2 separate regions of the Homo sapiens genome follow, and region 2 is linked to region 1. Evidence: chromatin contacts called from ENCODE Hi-C data. All regions are on one chromosome and are shown on one strand. Each heading gives the region's core, a stretch centred on a gene start or an enhancer-like site at or near the end of the contact. The rest is flanking DNA. Distances are from core to core; before and after follow the strand shown.

Region 1 (4,849 bases), core at 1,663-4,162:
GCAGACATTAACTTGCCCAGAGTTAGTGAGTGACAACCAAGCCAGGACGGAAAGTAGGAAATGCTCTCAAGGCGCCTCTAGCCTAAATAAGGAGAAAGTGCTGCCGGAAAGTAATGTGAGAAGATGGTATACCACCATGTGTGGCCTAGGACAGTCTGAGAAGACTCTCAGGGGGCTGTGGCAGGATTTGGGGTGGGCCTAGGGGCTGCAGTATGAGGCTAGGAGGACAACTGTACCCCTCATCTCCTTGGACGCTCTGCTTCAGAAAGAGAGTTTAGTTTTTGTTTGCTTGCTTTTCTCGAGGTAGTCTCGCTCTGTCCCCAGACTGGAGTGCAGTGGCGCGATCTCAGCTCACTGCATCCTCCACCTCCCAGGTTCAAGCGATTCTCCTGCCTCAGCCTCCTGAGTAGCTGGGATTACAGGCATGCACCACCACACCCGGCTAATTTTTTTTTGTATTTTTAGTAGAGACAGGGTTTCACCATGTTGGCAAGGCTGGTCTTGAACTCCTGACCTCAGATGATCCTCTTGCCTTGACCTCCCAAAGTGCTGGGATTACAGGCATGAACTACTGCACCTAGCCCACTGGCTAGTTTTTGGGATTTTTTGTTTTTTGTTTTTTTGTTTTGTTTTGAGATGGAGTCTCGCTCTGTTGTCCAGACTGGAGTGTAGTGGCATGATCTCAGCTCACTGCAACCTCCACCTCCTGGGTTCAAGCGATTCTCCTGCCTCAGCCTCCTGAGTAGTTGAGACTACAGGCATGCACCGCTATGCCCAGCTAATTTTTGTATTTTTAGTAGAGACAGGGTTTCACCATGTTGGCCAGGCTGGTCTCGAACTCCTGACCTCAAGTGATCCACCCGCCTCAGCCTTCCAAATTTCCAAAGTGCTGGGATTATAGGCGTGAACCACCGTGCACAGCCCACTGGCTAGTTTTTGTGTTTTTTTGTAGAGGATTCTCACTATGTTGCCTATGCTGGTCTGGAACTCCTGGCCTTAAGCAGTCCTCCCACCTTGGCCTCCCAAAGTGTTGGGATTACAGGCATGACCCCAGGAAGAAGGATGCTGGCTCTGGCATGGGGAATGAAGGCCGGTGCCCTGTCACCCCGTTCTGCAAACCTCCAGCGCTGCAAACATTGCTTCCCACCAAAGGGCCTCTTCTGCCACTCTTAACATGAGCCAGGGTGTGTGTTCACTGGCAGCTTTGATAGTTAGAAGCTAGCAGCTGGCCATGGTTCAGTGGATGCTGGGTCTTTCCTGGGAGGGCAGGGGATGGCTTGTAAATGACATGAGCCAGCAGAGTTCCTTGTTCAATGTGAACGTTCTTAAGAGATTCTTGGTCTGAGCACAGTGGCTCATGCCTGTAATCCCAGCCCTTTGGGAGGCTGAGGCAGGTAGATCGCTTGAGCCCAGGAGTTCAAGCAGGTTGGGCAACATGGCAAAGCCCCGTCTCTACAAACAATACAAAAATTAATCTGTTGTGGTGGCACATGGCTGTGGTCCCAGCTACTCGGTGGGCTGCGGTGGGAGGATCACTTGAGCCTGGGAGGTTGAGGCTGCAGTGAGCCATGATTGTACCACTGCACTCCAGCCTGGGTGATAGAGCAACACCCTGTCTCAAAAAAAGAAAAAAAGAAGGTCTTGGCTCAAATGGATGCAGTATGTCTGTGTGGCAGACAGAGGGGTTGTATATGTGTATATTCCGATTTTTTACGTGTGTGTGTGACTGAGTCTCGCTCTGTCACCCCGGTTGGAGTCCAGTGACACAATCTCTGCTCACTGCAACCTCCACCTCCCGGGTTCAAGCGATTCTCATGCCTCAGCCTCCTGAGTTGCTGGGATTACAGGCACGCACCACCACACCCGGCTACTTTTTATATTTTTAGTACAGACAAGGTTTCCCCCATGTTGGTCAGGCTGGTCTTGAACTCCTGACCTCAAGTGATCTGCCTGCCTTGGCCTCCCAAAGCACTGGGATTACAGGCATGAGCCACCGTACCCGGCCTCTTTTAAGTATTTCGTGAGCACTGTGTGCAGTGCTAGGTGTCCTGACAGATTCAGAATAACGTTAGAAGCCTCTGGGTAATGGGTAGAAGCTTAGACTTGCAGTTAGAGGGGCCCAGTGCTTATCTAGGCTCCACATCACTAGCCCTCACCCATCACAGTCCCCTTGTCTGTGAACTGGGGACAGCGGTACATCATTGTGGTCCATGCCACGCATGGCAAGGCATGGTCAGGAGGCAGTGACCGATCAAAAGGTGGAGAGGTGGCCGGGCAAGGTGGCTGACACCTGTAATCCCAGCACTTTGGGAGGCCGAGGCGGGCAGATCACTTGAGGTAAGGAGTTCGAGACCAGCCTGCCCAACATGGTGAAACCCCTTCTCTACTAAAAATACAAAAAAAAAAAAAAAAAAAAAGTAGAGCCAGGCATGGTAGTATGCACCTGTAGTCCCAGCTACTCAGGAGGCTGAGACATGAGAATCGCTTGAACCCGGGAGGCAGAGGTTGCAGTGAGCCGAGATCGCGCCGCTGCACTCCAGCCTGGGCGACAGAGTAAGACACTCTCGCTCAAAAAAAAAGGAAGCAACAGCTCTGGGTTCTTTCCCAGGCTGAGGCCGTGAGCAGGGCGGGTAGACCAATCCATCAGACAGGCTGCCTGCTCCTGGCCAGCTGCTGATTGACCTGAAATCCTCCAGCCAGCAGCAGCCGCCTCTTCCCCCACACCCACGTTTCCAGCTGGTCTCAGGCCTGGGCTTCTCCCCAAGACCACTCTGGGTCTCATCCAAACCTGCCAAGAGACTCCTAGTGGCAGAGTCTTGGTTATGTCAGCACCCCCTCAAGGTGTACACTTCACCACCTCGGAGGCTATATCAGCAGCCGCTTCCGCTGGGGAGGACAGAGCCAGGATTGGCCCCTCGGAGCCCGAAGCCTGCGGCTTTGATAAGAGACAGGCCTCCCACTGCTCAAGACTGGGGCCGCCCTTTCCCATTTCTGTGCAGCCGCCTGCCTCTCTAGCCACCCACTGGCTGACCACTGGTCCTTCTCAGCCAGCGGGACCAATGGGCTCCTTGGGCTGTGGTCACCATGGTGACCGGAGCTGGGCAGGTAGGAACAGGCATGGGCCTCACTCAATTTCCCTCCTCTCAGGCCATCTTGCCTGCCAGCAGAGCCCAGCTCGTCTTTCCCCAGGAATCTTCATCATCACAGCTGCCTTGGCTCACCCATCTTTGAGCCCCTCTCTCCCTTTTTATCGATTTATTTTTTGAGACAGGGTCTGGCTGTGTCACCTAGGCTGGAGTGCAGTGGTGCGGTCATAGCTCACTGCAGCCTTGAAATCTCAGACTCAAGCGATCCTCCCACCTCAACCTCCCAAGTGGCTGGGACCACAGGCATGTGCCACCATGCTTGGCTCATTTATTTTTTATTTTTATTTTTTTAGAGATGGGGTCTCGCTACGTTCTCCAGGCTGGTCTCAAATTCCTGGCCTCAAGCGATCCTCCTACCTTGGCCTCCCAAAGCAGTGGGAGTACGGGCATGAGCCACCGCCTCCAGCCTCAGCACCTCTCTTTTTAGCCCCCTATTTTCTTAGGGACTTGGTACTTTTCATTTAGTGCCCAAGATAGAGCCTGGGTTCTTGAGCCAGACCCGCACTGGAATCCTGGCTCTGTTACTTCCTAAGTGATCTTCGGCAAATCACTGAGCCTTCCAGGTCCAGGGTTTCTGGACCGTTGAGTGTACGGTGAGCAAAATAACCCTGCCTCGGCCAGGCGCGGTGGCTCACGATTGTAATCCCAGCCCTTTGAGAGGCCAAGGCGGGTGGATCACTTGAGGCCAGGAGTTTGAGACCAGCCGGGCCAACATGGTGAAACCCCATCTTTACTAAAAATATAAAAATTAGCCGGGCATGATGTTGGGTGCCTCTAATCCCAGCTACTCGGGAGGCCGAGGCAGGAGAATTGCTTGAACCAGGAGGCAGAGGTTGCAGTGAGCCAAGATCATGCCAATGTACTCCAGCCTGGGTGACAGAGTGAGGCTCCATCTCAAAAAAAAAAATCCTGCCTCCTTGTGGGATGCAGTGTCAGAGTTCACCTCCCTGTGCCGTGCCCCCTCCCCACTCAGGGCCTGGCACTAGGTGGGTTTATGCAGGTGCCTGGTGTTGTATGAAGAGCCCCGAATGCAGCCTGGGCTCGAGTCTGCAGCTGTGTGTGGTCACACATAGTGTGTGCCTGTGTCCCACATTCAGGGCTACTCAGGGTCTCTGTCTGCAGGACAGGGTGGAAGGGATGGCTCCAGCGTTTGGATTCTGGGTTTTCATGAGCTAGGTAAGGAGGCTTAGCAGTTGCTGCTGCTGTGGACTCCCCACCCTGCCAAAGCCAATGCCAGCCCCTGGGACTTCCAGGCTCTCAGGAGGGACATGGGTGACAGTCACTGCCCCCCATGATGCAGCCTCTTCAGGGGCCCTCCTGGAGTTGCCTCTTCTTCCAGAGAAGCCCAATGTGCAGGGCTGGCTGAAGGGGGAAGAGAAACCCCAAAGCCCCACCCAGCCTTTTCCTGGCCTCCCCTCCACCCAGAGCCTCCCTGAGAGGTATCCAGGAACCCAGTTTGAAAGCCAGTTACACATGGGACAATGGGTGTGATGGCAGCATCAGACCCACAAAAGGGTTGTAAGAACTAAAGGACATTACCCACTACTGATGCCATCGTTTTACGGCTGAGCAAACTGAGGCTCGGTGCAGATCAACCACTTGCCCACATGGCTCCTACTCTGCTAAGCTGCCGGGGATGTCCTGTGTCATCTGAGGGCCTTCCCTGCCCAGTCCTCCCAGGAAGCAGCCTTTGATTCAAATCC
Region 2 (5,581 bases), core at 390-2,889, about 25 Mb after region 1:
AACTAATGATTAGTAATATATATAATCATAGCTATAATCTATTTCTAGTATAACTATTCTTATTCTATGTATTTTCTTTATTATACTGGAACAGCTTGTGCCCTCGGTCTCTTGCCTTGGCAGCTGGGTGGCTTGCCTCCCACATGGCACTGCTGGGCATTGTCTGTTAATATTGAATAATTGTTTTAAGATTATTTTCAATAAGGCTTTACCTTTTTTAACTTGCACTGTGGCCATGAGCTCTGCTGGAAGTGACTTGTTGGTGTTATCTCCTCAGTTATAAAGTGAAGGGATTTTTCTTTTTCAGATTACTGAGAGTCTTCCGTTACTAGGTAAGTCACCGCATCCTTATAACTCCAGGTGACACTGACTGGGGTTTATGGGATGAAAGAGGAGTGTGTGCTTGGATGATGGGGTGTGATAGTGAAGGGGTGAAAGGTTTCTTCTCACACATAGACATCGTGAGGTCTTCCTTGAGCTCTTTAGAGCCTTCCCTCGGGATAGGATGAAATACTGAGATCCTAGAAAGGATTCACAAAACGTGTCACTCATCAGCGCAGATTCACCGATTCACCCCTAGATGTGTGTGGGATTTGGATGGCAGAGAGAAACAGGCACTGAAGATTTTTGGTCAGGACAGGGCAGAGAAATAAGAAGAGTTGAAAATTCACCAAAGGATAGATAAACCCAGGGCGTTTAGAGAAAACCTGTAGTGTGCAAAGGAGCCCAGAATCCTGGGGCAACTTGGAGGGAAATATACTTAATTTGATTCACTAAGTTAGGCCCAGTGAAGGGATTGGGTGGCATAGGTAGAAGCCGAAAAATAAAGTATCTTGTATTGCTGGAGTAGCCTCTGTTTCTGAGGTCACATCCAAACTTAGCGAGGCAGCTTAACCTGGTGAGAGACATGGGTTCAACTCCTGGCTTCTGCACTGCTAGGGCAGAGGACTGCTGTTTGCTGACACAATCTTGGTGCGTTGGAAGTGAAAGGGAAGAGGCACTGGTGGCTGTGCTTTGGGCCCGAGCAGCCAGAAGCCAGTTGCCATCACCTATGACGAGGAGACAGCGCCTGGGGCAGAGCCCAGTATGGGGTGCGTTCAGGGTAGATCAGGAGGTATGAGTGGGTAGTGGGCGAGCCAGGCTGGGGGTTGTGGGGGAGGCCTGCATTGCAGGTGTAAGCGTGGGACCCACATCAGATTGGTAGTGGGTCATGCATGCTGGGCTGGCTCTCAGGTCCTCCCTGCTGGCTTCCCACTCCCAGGGGCTTTCTCCTCCGATTCCTTAGCTGGGTGAGGGGCGGGACAGAGCCCTTTCTTAGGGAAGCCCGGCACCCCTTGCTGTCCAGGGAAGGGGAGTCCTTCTAGCCCCTGACAGCTTCTCTGCCCCTCCCCTGGCCTCCCCAGGCCTAGCCAGGGCTGGGTTCTCACCCACCTGTGCCGCCCTGCCTTGTTACCTGGAAGCACAGCCTTGGGGACTGAGCAGGCCCTCACTGTCACTTTAAGAAGGGAATCAGCCACTTTGTGCTCACCACCTCTGGGGAAGGTGTGAGAGGAGAGAAGGAAGTGGCTGTTTGGCTGCTGACAACATGAAGACTTCCTGCGATGAGAACAGAGGCACAGGTGCCGGCCCTGCAGCCCCCAGAACCTGGACTGGAGGGGGCCATGGGGCACCGGACCCTGGTCCTGCCCTGGGTGCTGCTGACCTTGTGTGTCACTGCGGGTGAGTGCCGGCACCAGAGAGGGGCAGGGGCTGCAGGGAGGGTGATGTAGGACAACAGCCCACCGACCTTGCTGCTGTTCCACAGGGACCCCGGAGGTGTGGGTTCAAGTTCGGATGGAGGCCACCGAGCTCTCGTCCTTCACCATCCGTTGTGGGTTCCTGGGGTCTGGCTCCATCTCCCTGGTGACTGTGAGCTGGGGGGGCCCCAACGGTGCTGGGGGGACCACGCTGGCTGTGTTGCACCCAGAACGTGGCATCCGGCAATGGGCCCCTGCTCGCCAGGCCCGCTGGGAAACCCAGAGCAGCATCTCTCTCATCCTGGAAGGCTCTGGGGCCAGCAGCCCCTGCGCCAACACCACCTTCTGCTGCAAGTTTGCGTCCTTCCCTGAGGGCTCCTGGGAGGCCTGTGGGAGCCTCCCGCCCAGCTCAGACCCAGGTGGGGCCGGGGCGAGGGGTCCAGGAGGGCAGGGAGGGGCTCGGGAACTGGCCACCCATCTGATTCTTGTCTCCGTGCCCAGGGCTCTCTGCCCCGCCGACTCCTGCCCCCATTCTGCGGGCAGACCTGGCCGGGATCTTGGGGGTCTCAGGAGTCCTCCTCTTTGGCTGTGTCTACCTCCTTCATCTGCTGCGCCGACATAAGCACCGGTGAGACCTGGTCCCTGTCCACGTCCCCCTGACACTGGGATGGCCACATGCCCTGCAGAGCTCTGACCATCCTTGCTCTCTCCCAGCCCTGCCCCTAGGCTCCAGCCGTCCCGCACCAGCCCCCAGGCACCGAGAGCACGAGCATGGGTGAGGAGGGGACCTGCTTTGGGGATGAGGTGACAGGGGCAGGGGCAGGGGGGCCAGGGCTGGGCCCAAGCTGTGCAGACTCACTTGACCCTCCTTCCCCCGCGCAGGCACCAAGCCAGGCCTCCCAGGCTGCTCTTCACGTCCCTTATGCCACTATCAACACCAGCTGCCGCCCAGCTACTTTGGACACAGCTCACCCCCATGGGGGGCCGTCCTGGTGGGCGTCACTCCCCACCCACGCTGCACACCGGCCCCAGGGCCCTGCCGCCTGGGCCTCCACACCCATCCCTGCACGTGGCAGCTTTGTCTCTGTTGAGAATGGACTCTACGCTCAGGCAGGGGAGAGGCCTCCTCACACTGGTCCCGGCCTCACTCTTTTCCCTGACCCTCGGGGGCCCAGGGCCATGGAAGGACCCTTAGGAGTTCGATGAGAGAGACCATGAGGCCACTGGGCTTTCCCCCTCCCAGGCCTCCTGGGTGTCACCCCCTTACTTTAATTCTTGGGCCTCCAATAAGTGTCCCATAGGTGTCTGGCCAGGCCCACCTGCTGCGGATGTGGTCTCTGTGTGTGCGTGTGTGGGCACAGGTGTGAGTGTGTGAGTGACAGTTACCCCATTTCAGTCATTTCCTGCTGCAACTAAGTCAGCAACACAGTTTCTCTGATGTCGGCCTCGGCTGTGCTTCTTCTTTGGGGGTGAAGAGAGTGGGGAGGCAGTCTCCACCCCTGGGAGGCAGAAGCCAGGTGAGAACCAGAGTGGGTTGGGGCCTCATTGCAGGGCTGGGGTTGGCCCAGGGAGAGGGCAGTGTCCCAATCTTAGAGATCTGTCCTGGCTTCTCAGAGTGGCAGGGGTGTTGGGGGAGCTTCCTGAGGGACACCTGTGGCTGCCTAGATAGGGCTGGGGGATCCCAGTGGGATGGTCTCTGCTCCAATCCCACCATGTTCTAGGACAACAGCAAGGGTTCCTGGGGCTTTGGCCTGAGAGAAGTCCCTGTGGTTTGACCTGGCTTCCCTCTGCTGGGCTCCCTGCTGTGGCCTGGGCTGGGGTCCTGATGCCCTCCTTCCACAGCTGGCGTTAGGCAGGGTGTGGAGAGTAGGGGGACTCACCTGAAATCTTCCCTCAATCACTTCCCCCGCCTCCTCTCGGGGAAGGCAGAGGCCTTCACAGACATGGGGGACTCCCCACAAAATGTTCCATCCAGAGCCAACCTTTCTGCTTGGTAGAGCTGTGTCTCCCCCTCAGCCTAGTTCCAGGGCGGGTCCGTGTCTCCCACCCCAAACTAGTTCCAGGGTGGGTCCCTGTCTCCCACCTCAGACCAGCTTTGGGGCTGGTCCGTGTCTCCCCCTTCAGACTATCTCTGGGGCAGGTCCATGTCTCCCACCTCAGACTAGCTCCAGGGCAGGTCTGTGTCTCCCCATTTAAACTAGCTCTGGGGCGGGTCCGTGTCTCCCCCATCAGACTAGCTCCGGGGCGGGTCTGTGTCTCCCACCTCAGACTAGCTCCAGGGCAGGTCCATGTCTCCCACCTCAGACTAGTTCTGGGGCGGGTCTTTGTCTCCCCGCTCAGACTAGCTCTGGAACGGGTCCTTGCCTTCCCACTCAGATTAGTTCCGGGGTGGGTCCATGTCTCCCCGCTCAGACTAGCTCCAGGGAAGGTCTGTGTCTCTTCCCTCAGATGAGCTCCTGGCAAAGCCTCCCCCGTCAGACTAAGACTCCTAGGCAGAGCCGTGCCTCCCCCTGGTCCAGCCGGCGACCCCTCATGCCCAAGGCAGCCCTACCCATTGAAGTAGGACATGACATCCATGAGGAGTGTGGCAACAGCAGGCAGCGTGTCGGGGTCCAGGCTGGTGACACAGAACCTGTTGCTCGGGCTGGACAGTGGGTGGATGACCGGCATCTGGACTGTAAGAGCACAAAGATGTCAGGCACTGAGGCTGGGACTGAAAGCAGCAGCTCTGGTGAGTGCAGGGCCTGGGAAGAGGGCTGGGGAGGGCTCAGCCGCAGGCCCTGAGAGACTCATTCACTGCTGCTTCTCCAGCCTCTACCACCAATTACCACCGTCCTGATTCTCCATCTCACTCTCAGGCCCCTGGGCCTTTGCACATGCTGTGCTGGCTGCCTGGGATGCCCTTCCCAACTGGCACCACCTGGCCCCGTTCCTACCTGTGTTCCAGGCTTCAGCACCACAGTCCCTGCCCAGGGAAACCCACCCTGACACCTGGGATTGCAGCAGGAGTGGCCTCTGGCCATTGCTGTATGCATGCACGTCCACCACCCTTGCTAGACATGGCAGCAGGGCCTGCCCAGGACCTTTCCATCACATTTTTTTTTTTTTGAGATGGAGTTTTGTTCTTGTTGCCCAGACTGGAGTGCAATGGCACAATCTCGGCTCACCGCAACCTCCGCCTCCTGGGTTCAAGTGATTCTCCTGCCTCAGCCTCCTCAGTAGCTGGAATTACAAATATGCACCACCACACCCAGCTAATTTTGTATTTTTAGTAGAGACCAGGTTTCTCCATGTTGGTCAGGCTTGTCTCAAACTCCTGACCTCAGGTGAATTGCCTGCCTCGGCCTCCCAAAGTGCTGGGTTTACAAGCATGAGCCACCACACCTTGCCCTTTGCATCCCGTTCTGCCTGGCACTCCATTCATGCTCAGTGGGCAGAAGCCCGTGCTGAGAGCAAGGCTGGTCTACGGCTTGGCCTGGTAACTTCGTGAGGTTTCCCCGCACAAACCCCCGCCCCCAGCTCACCCAGCTTGGGCTTCACGAAGCCACTGGTGATGCCGAGGTTCTCGGCTGCTACAGTCTAGCCACTGACCACAGGATGGTGAACTCTGATGACAACGTGTGGGTGACAAAGGGCAGGTCCCGCTTGAGCACCTAGGGGCAAGAAGTTGAGGCTGTGTGTGCCTGGTGGCCCTGGGGCACCAACCTCTCACCCTGAGACTCTGCCCCCACCCTGGAATAGCGTGGAAGGGCAAGGCTGCAAGGGGTGGGAGATGGGAGTGAGTGTGTCAGAGGCGGGCCCAAGTGTGCAAGGCGTGTCTGTGATGGTCAGCTCACCAGGATGAA

The links. A loop is a pair of places that touch in the nucleus more often than their neighbours do.
Region 2: a map of GM11168 shows a loop between it and region 1 (16-fold over the local background). The contact joins the promoter of PVRIG here to the enhancer-like site in region 1. A Hi-C loop is called at or near these places in 2 of 168 maps with a recorded cell type or tissue (GM11168 and K562).

What each region holds. Positions count from the first base shown.
Region 1 is chr7:75,012,024-75,016,872 of GRCh38, forward strand. The region is part of intron 2 of CASTOR2 (cytosolic arginine sensor for mTORC1 subunit 2); the gene reads left to right. Among named protein-coding and RNA genes, the nearest start is that of CASTOR2, 50 kb to the left of the region's middle. Within about 2 kb of position 2,913, at least 3 of the 41 ENCODE cell types and tissues checked have a DNase peak (open chromatin) inside an H3K27ac peak, as active enhancers do.
Region 2 is chr7:100,218,310-100,223,890 of GRCh38, forward strand. PVRIG (PVR related immunoglobulin domain containing) reads left to right here and starts at 1,640. Exons shown (of 5, transcript NM_001397246.1): 1 at 1,640-1,719; 2 at 1,805-2,155; 3 at 2,238-2,364; 4 at 2,451-2,511; 5 at 2,619-3,181. The coding sequence starts at 1,662. The coding sequence ends at 2,942. It also overlaps a transcript of STAG3 not described here and the pseudogene CASTOR3P. RefSeq lists enhancers at 1,530-1,659, 1,720-1,789, 3,180-3,279, 3,300-3,399 and a silencer at 2,710-2,759.